Regions from separate parts of the Homo sapiens genome. Here region 1 is linked to region 2. A link is a contact called in ENCODE Hi-C or POLR2A ChIA-PET data. All regions are on one chromosome and are shown on one strand. Each heading gives the region's core, a stretch centred on a gene start or an enhancer-like site at or near the end of the contact. The rest is flanking DNA. Distances are from core to core; before and after follow the strand shown.

Region 1 (4,126 bases), core at 1,082-3,581, 890 kb after region 2:
TAAATCATTATGATCTTTTGATCCACAATACTAAAATGACTAACAAAAATATAGCTATATAGACACACACACACACACACATGCACACACACACAACAGCATGAACTTCTAAAGACAGAACTAACAATGCATGCTCAAATGTATTGGTATTAAAATTGAGTTGAAACTACAGTCTCCTGTCGATATTGGAGGTTTCTTCCATGATCACCACCTAAATTGCCATGGGAGCAGAGAAGGTAGCATAAGGGAGCAGGGCAAGGAGGGTGAGAAAGCTTCAGAGGGGATGCTCTGGGGAAATTACTTTATTTTTCTTATTTTTATATCTTATCTCTAAACTACACTGTAAATTCAATGAAAGTAGGGACAAAATACCATCTGGATGAGGAATGAAAATGAGGCCAGGCCAGTGGCTCACTCCTGTAATCCCAGCACTTTTGGGAGGCTGAGGATTGTTTGAGCTCAGGAATTTGAGACCAGCCTGGGTTACATAGTGAGACACTGCCTCTACTAAAAATTAAAAAAACAAAAAATTAGCCGGGTATGGTGGCATGTGCCTGTAGTTCCAGCTACTCAGGAGGCTGAGGTGGGAGGATCACTTGAGCCCAGGAGTTTGAGGCTGCAGTGAGCTATGATTATGCCACCGTACACCAGCTGGGAGTGAAGAGCGAGACTCTGTCTCAAAACTCCTGTTTATATTTAGATTACCTAAACATGACTGTTGCAAGGGAGATGGAATTACCCTGATTGAATTAAACCAGAGACATCTCTTGGAGCCAGAGATGGGGATCCATCCATATGCCCCCCAAGTCTTGTGGCTGCTACATTATAAGCAATGAGTGAATAGATGTTGGTAAAATGTATACACATATATATGTATTTTTTGAGACAGAGTCTCGCTCTGTCGCCCAGGCTGGAGTGCGGTGGTGCCATCTCAGCTCACTGCAAGCTCCGCCTCCTGGGTTCATGCCATTCTCCTGCCTCAGCCTCCCGAGTACCTGGGACTACAGGCGCCCACCACCACGCCTGGCTAATTTTTTCCATTTTTAGTAGAGACGGGGTTTCACCATGTTAGCCAGGATGTTCTTGATCTCCTGACCTCATGATCTGCCCACCTCGGCCTCCCAAAGTGCTGGGATTACAGGCGTGGGCCACCACGCCCGGCCAGTAAAATGTATATTTTAAAGATGAAATTGAAGCTTATCATGGCAGAATTCAAATGTCAAGATAAACTGCAACGTCTTGTAATAAAACTTTGCAGACATGATCATGGAACAGCTGACAGTAATTTGAATAATCTTGAAAAATAGATTAAATATTGTTATAGACATTTGTAGACAATATTAAAAGGTGTGGGTGGGGATGGTAAGACATAGATGGGAGATCAACTGTAACAACAAATATATCAAACCAACCCGTTGGACAGTGGTTCTCAACTTCTGAGTATTAGTAAGGCATTTTAAAATACTACAGTTTTTTATAGCATATGTTACTAGATAAAAAGTGTTACTCAAAGTAATACTAAATAAGTCAGCAATAATTATAAGGTAATGGCTACTGCAGGATAAACATGCATAACACTGTTTATAAAGAATTAGTATGTAGTGGACAGCTGTTGGTTTTACTTCTCAGCATCCATTCACCATTTTTCTGGGAAAACAGCATGCCAGAATGCCCTCAGAGAGCCACCCCTCTTCTCTTCTCAATCCTTGTGGTTTGAGGCTCGGGATGCTCCCTAAATCAATAAGCAACTCCCAACCCCTTGGCTACAGATTGGTCCAATGATGAGCATGTGGCCCAAATCTGGACAATAAGAGTGAGGACTAGGAGGAGATAAAGCAAGATGGCCGAAGAGACACCTCCAGCAATTGTCCCCTCACAGGAACACCAAATTGAACAATTATCCACACAAAAAAGCACCATCATAAGAACCAAAAATCAGGTGAGCAATCACAGTACCTGGCTTTAATATTACATTAAGAAAAGATATACCGAAGAAAGTAAGAAAGACAGTCTTGAATCACCTATAACACCCATCTCTCATCCCCCAGCAGCAGCCATATAGTGCAGAGGGAGACTCTGTGCCCTTGGGGGAGGGAGATTGCAGTGATTGTGAGACTTTGTTGGAACTCAGTGCTGTCCTGTCACAGTAGAAAGCTACATGGGGCAGAACCTAGCAGCCACCCATAGAGGAAGCATTTAGGCCAGTCCTAGCCAGAGGAAAATAGTCCAACCCAGCAGTCAGCACCTGAGTTCTGGCAAGGCCCACCACCATCGGCTAAAGTGCTCTGGGGTTCTAAATATAATTGAAAGGAAATCTAGGCCACAAGGACTGCAATTCCTGGGCAAGTCTTGGTGCTGTGCTGGGCTTAGAGCCAGTGGACTTGGGATGCATGTGACATAGTGAGACACCAGCTGGGGCAGCCAATAATGTGCTTGCATCGCCTTTCCCCCAACCTCAGGGAGCACAGCTGGCAGCTCCAGGAGACACTCCTTCCCTCTGCTTGAGGAGAGGGGAGAGTAAAGAGGACTTTGTCTTGCAACTTGGGTACCAGCTCAGACATAGCAGGACAGGGCACCAGGTGGAGTCCTGAGGTCCCCATTCCAGGCCCTATTTCCTAGACAACATTTGTAGACACACCCTTGGCCAGAAGGGAACCCACTACCTTGAAGAGAAGGGCCCATCCCTGGTAGAATTAATCACTTGCTGACTAAACGGTCCTTGGGCCCTGAATAATTAGCAGTGGTAGCCAGACAGTACTTGTCATGAGCCATGGGTGAAACTCAGAGCCATGCTAGCTTCAGGTGTGACCCAACACATTCCTAGCTGTGGTGGCTACAGGGAGAGTCCCCTTCTGCTTGAGGAAAGGAAAGAAAACAGTAAAGGGGACTTTGTCGTGCAGCTTGGGTACCAGCTCAGCCATGGTGGGGTAGAGCAACAAGTGGGCTCTTGGGGTCCCCAGTTCCAGGTGTTGGCCCCTGGACAGCATTTATGGACCTGCCCTGGGCCAGAGGGGAACCCACTGCCCTGATGGGAGAGACTCGGGCCTGGCAGCATTCATCAAAAGCTTATTGAAGACGCCTTGGGACTTGAATGAACATCAGGGGTAGCCAGGCAGTATTTACTGTGGGTTTGAGGCAGTTTTGGCCATAGGGAGAGACTCCCCTGCTTCAGGAAAGGGAAAAGAAGAATGGGAAGGACTTTGTCTTGTGGCTTTGGTGCCAACGCAGCCACAGTAGAATACAGTACCAGATAGATTCCTCAGGTTCCCAACTCTAGGCTTTGGCTCCTGGATGGCATCTCCGGACCCACCTGGGGTTGGGGGGAGCTTGCTGCCCTGAAGGAAAGGACAAGCCTGGCTGGATTTGCCAGCTGCTGATTGTAGAGCCTTTGGTCCTTGAGTGAACATAGGCAGTAGCCAGGCAGTGGTCACTGCAGGCCTTGGGAATGACTCAGTACTGTGCTGACTTCGGGTTTAACCCAGCACAGTCCCAGTGGTGGTGGCCACAGGGGTGCTTATGTCACCCTTCCCCCAGCTCCAGGCAGCTCAGCACAGAGAGAGAGAGAGAGACTCTGTTTAGGGGAAAAAAGGGAAGGGAGCAAGAGTCTCTACCTCGTAATCCAGAGAATTCTCCTGGATCTTACCTAGATCATCAAGGAGGTACTTCTATAGGTCTACAGGATTCACAATGTTACTGGGCTTGGGTGTCCCCTAAAGAAGACATGGCTACAGTGACCAAAGACATAGATCACAACATCCAAGTCTTTTTGAATACCTGAAAAGCCTTCCCAAAAAGGGTGGGTACAAATAAGCCCAGACTGCTTACAATAAACACCTAACTTCAATGCCTAGACACTGACAAATATCCACAAGCATCACAATGATCCAGGAAAACAAGACCTCACCAAATGAACTTACTAAGGCACCAGTGACCAATTCCAGAGAGATAGAGATATGTGACCTTTCAGATAGAGAATTCAAAATGGCTGTTTTGAGGAAGCTCAACAAAATACAAGATAACACAGAGAAGGAATTCAGAATCCTATCAGATAAATTAAACAAAAGATAGAAATAACTTAAAAGAATCAAGCAGAAATTGTGGTGTTGAAAAATGCAATTGACCTAAT
Region 2 (4,441 bases), core at 464-2,963:
GATTTCCAGGAACCAAGGAAGCAGAGGCAGCTGCTGGGATTGCGATGCATCGACCTTTCACCTGCGACCCACAGGTGAGAGAACTCAGTGATGATGAAGGGGAGGGAGTTGCTGAGGAAGGTTGAACTTTAATAGCAGTTAAGTGCTGAGAAGGCCCACCCTGGAGCTTTCTTGCACCTTTCTCTAGTTCTCCTTCCTCTTCCTCCAACCCTGGGGCACTATAGTCAGCAGCTGAAGGGAGGAGAGGGCAAGGAGAGTCAGTCACAACCGCCCCACGCCCATAGTAGGCCTGAGTTGGGAGAAAGATGAGGACTCTAAATCCAGTTTTGAGTTTTTGTTATTCCACAGGAGTGGACATTTGATTTCTGAAAGGAGATTACATCTCATGGCTTCAGTGACTGTAGGACTCTTTTAGCTTAGAGGGACCAGAAAAGTCAGAGTCTGCCAGAATTTCCTCCCACAGCGCGCATTCAAGGGGATCCTGGAAGACCACACAAAGCTTCTGTGTTCTGCCAGCACGGGATAGCGGGACATGAGCAAGTCCAAGCCTGCCCCTGCCCTGGAGATGGGGCAATGAGGGCAGAGAGTCCACTGAGGGCAGGCTTGGGTGTGGAGCACCTTCAGAGAGGGGCCCTTCCCTAGAGACAGGGCAGGAAACCAGGCTCACTCTTTGGCACCCAGGAGTCCGGGGAGTGAGGGTGACGACAGCCACAGCGGAGAGGCTCCCGGCAGGATGGGGCCTGAGGAAGCCAGTGCATCTGCAAAGGCCTGCAGGTCAGGCCCAGCTCTCAGGGGCCCCGCCAGGGGAACCTCCTCCAGCAGATAACTTGAATGAAGGGCAGGCCAGACACCGAGGGAAGTTAGCCCAGTGAGGCGGCCCTTGTGCCCCAGGCTCAGGGAAGGAAGGTGAGTTCAGAATCAGAATCAAAAGACGGTGTAATTAGAAGCTGCAAGTGGATACACATGAGGGCGTAATACCTGCCGTCACGCAGCTGAGAGCGCTCGGGGCACTCTGGAAGAAAGCGCAAATTCAAAGTAATATTATCATCTTAATTATAATTAGAACCTGCAAGTGGAGTCTTGAAAGGCATTTATAGCATATCCTTACTTGTTTAGGTCAGCTTCCCAGAAAGAGGGGGAAAAATAGACTTGGACTTTTTTAATTTAGGCAAGAAATAGATCGGCCCATGCGTCAGGGCTGCTGTCTAGAGCCCCCTATGTGAGGGACGTCTTTTGGGGCTCAGTTTATTAAAGCTCTGCCTAGAGCCTAAAAGCTCAATATGGCAGAAAATAGGCTTTTTTTTTTGTAAGCTTTAGAGGGCTGCAAGCCAATTGGAAGCTTCCACCCGCTGTGAAGTAGTGAGACTGGTAAAATAGCTAGTAAATTACCCCTGACTCAGGGCCCATTGAGTGATAGGTCTGCAAAGCAGAGCACGAGGGGAGGACGGCCAACAAATATCCGGGGGAACCCCAGTTGTTCCTGGTTATCCCTTGGCTGATTGTCTGGACTGAGGATAATTCAGACTTGCTAAGCTTTTTCCTCTCACTTTCTACCCCTCTTAGAGGACAGGAGGCATCAGACAGGGGCCCGAGGGAGAAATGCTACCCCTTATTTAGCTGTTGTGGGAAGCTCTGGTGAAAACCCCATGAAAGCAAGTTGGGGCTGATGGTCACAATGAGGTCTCTGCTTCTATGGAATTCAGCCGCCCACGCTGCTCCCGTGCCCGGTCCCTGTGAACAATCCAGAAACAGCTGTGATTGGCAGAGCCACTGAAACCAGAGCTTCGTAGACGGGAGGAAAACAATCACGCCACTGTGTGGTGCAACTGGGTTTGCAGGCTCCCTGACAGATGAAGACAAATGTTGCATAACAGCTTATGAAAAATTGGCTTAAAAAAACTCTGCATACCTGGGTCATAGTCAATGAGAACTAATGTAGGTGCTTCTATCCCATCTCCTATTCCCAAAATTTAGGCACCCAATCTCCCTTGGTTTCCAAGGGCCCCTTTCATGCCCAGCTCTGCCCTGTCTCATGCTCGAAACCCATTTCTTGATCCCCTTTCCCTTCTCCACTCAGCTCCTACGTTCCAAACTTACCTACCCTTAGACCAATTCCTTAAGGACTCTGATAGTTTGACAATCAGCAGTTTGGGACTAACGTATCTCCTCTTCCAGATAACATTCGATCCTACCTGGAGCTTCACGGAGTTGTGCCCTCATCTAAAAGGAGGCTGTGGGGGAATGTTTGAGGCGCCGTCTGGCCCCGGGGGGAGACAGTTCAGTGTAGGGCGTCTCTCAACAGCACCAGATGCATACAAGTCTGAAGTCTTGGAGCATCAGGACTTTTTTTTTTTTTTTTCAATTTTGCTCTGAGCTTTTTGGCGACTATCCTTGCTCAAATAAGTTTTTCTCTAAGTTTCTAATTCATAGGTTTGTCATGATTCACATTTAAAACAAATTTTAATCATTCCCACCTCCCCTCCCCCCCCGCCCTTAAGTGTTGTAGCAGCTTTTCCCCTGGGTGGAAAGAAACCTGGAGTCTGTTCCAAAAACTTTGGAAAAGGAAGCCCGGATCTCTCCAGTGCTCACTATATACTTTCCATGCACGGGAGTGGTTTACTGTAGCAAAGAGTATTTTGTTATGCCTTCTGGGTAATTTTGTGCAAAAATTTACAATGTCAAGGGAACATGGTTATTAGGAGCAAACCGTACAACTCCTTATCTGTTTCTCCACAGGCGCTAGCCATGGGGTTCAGAGCCAAGTGCCAGCTCTTCCTGCTAAAAATGTTCTCAATTTGGTCTCCGCCAGCAGTGAGGACAGCAGTGTGAATGTGTGAATTCTTGCTCCAAACTGGCTAGAACCAAGTTTTGTAAATGTCATTTCTTGGGATGCTGTTTTATCTGAGAAATCACATTTCACCAGCAGCACTGAAACTAGCTGATGATGCCATAATAAGTTCTGACTCCTGCAGGGAGAAGCTCTTTGAGGCCCTTTTTCAATACAGCTGACATGTTTTTCATTTAAGAGCCTTTTTAGGACAAGTTTAAACTCTCACATCACTCTATAAATCTTATGAAATGAAAATCAAATTCAGTACAGTTACAAGCTGTTCAATTCTATCTCCTTTATAACATTTATAACTAATATAACAGAAAATTTAAAAACCCTCTTTTGTGCTTTCTACCAAGGCGGCAATATGGACTCAATATACACAAAATGTAGAACTGAAAATGAATTACATGTTTAAAATACAGATTTTTACACAACAAAACAACAGTCCTGGACCTCCTCCTCCTTAAAAATTAATGTCATAATCTCCAAAGCATTTTTGGTCATGCAAAGTCACTATCAGATAAACCTCAAATTCATAATTTCAAGATAAGAGACACTGCCTCAAAATGGAAGAAAATGTCTTCTTCTAGAATCATTAGGTATATTATTTTACTTGGTAGGTTACTTGAAGCCGGCAGTTAAACTGGTCCCTAGATATTTATTAACCTAAGAAAAGACACGGGAAAATGTACTTCATACAGTCTTCAAGCAGATACTCCACTGTTTTAAAATGAATTTCATTAAGGCTTATACTCAATACACCTACTATACATGTGTATTTAAAATATAGTTTTTCCACTAATTGCAAGATTTAGTGAAAATGTGGCTTTGGCAGGCAATGAATAATAAGTATGCTACATATTCAGTAAAGTTAAAGTTGGGCTTGAAAATAACCATTTATTTATTGTTCAGATTACAATAAAATCTTGTTTGCCTGGAACTCAGGCTACTAGGAATATCAAATAAGAGAAATGTTTTGGAAATGTTCTGCTTTTACAGTTGTTAGGATGTGACTAGTAACTAAGTTGATAAAGAGGTGTATGTAACTAATAAAAGCAAAAACTTCTAGGTTGCACATTAATAGCTGTGTAGCTTCACCCCAGGCTCTTCGCCATTTGAGGATATAGTCCTCTGTGCAGTTTCATGCTCATGGGAAGACCCTGGATGGTTCTGAAGGGTTGTGTGCACCCAGTGCCTAAGTACAACGCCCCCAGAGCAAAGAGGTAGAATATGGTAGTAGCTAAGTATGTGGACTCCAATGCCAGTCAGTCTGAGTTCAAAACCCAACCATACCACGTACTCACTGTGTGACTTTAGGCCACATTGTCAACCTCTTTAGCCTCAGTTTCCTTATTATGTAAATAAAGTTATATCATTGGATTGTGAAGACTATACTAGTGTAGAGTGTCTAGCAGCACGCAGGCACATAGAAGGCACTCAATAAATGTGAAGATTTTTATTCCCAAATGATCCTTTTCCAATGGGTCCCAAGCTTCAGTCTATATCTTAGTTTGACTAGAGATGTGATAGAACCATATTCAGGAGAATTACCAAGGAAACACCTGTCACCTTTCTATTACCCCAGGTGTAGCTCCTAAAATTCCATCA

What was found. A loop is a pair of places that touch in the nucleus more often than their neighbours do. ChIA-PET counts read pairs that join two places held with the same protein, here RNA polymerase II (POLR2A).
Region 1: a loop to region 2 is called in a map of heart right ventricle, with 5 times the contacts of the local background. The contact joins two enhancer-like sites. A Hi-C loop is called at or near these places in 1 of 168 maps with a recorded cell type or tissue (heart right ventricle). POLR2A ChIA-PET finds 5 or more read pairs at or near these places in 1 of 52 experiments (H1).

Annotation. Positions count from the first base shown.
Region 1 is chr2:65,196,645-65,200,770 of GRCh38, forward strand. The region is part of intron 1 of LOC124907779 (a long non-coding RNA gene); the gene reads right to left. Among named protein-coding and RNA genes, the nearest start is that of ACTR2, 29 kb to the right of the region's middle. Within about 2 kb of position 2,332, at least 2 of the 41 ENCODE cell types and tissues checked have a DNase peak (open chromatin) inside an H3K27ac peak, as active enhancers do.
Region 2 is chr2:64,310,723-64,315,163 of GRCh38, forward strand. No RefSeq gene overlaps it. Among named protein-coding and RNA genes, the nearest start is that of MIR4433A, 28 kb to the right of the region's middle. Within about 2 kb of position 1,714, at least 16 of the 41 ENCODE cell types and tissues checked have a DNase peak (open chromatin) inside an H3K27ac peak, as active enhancers do.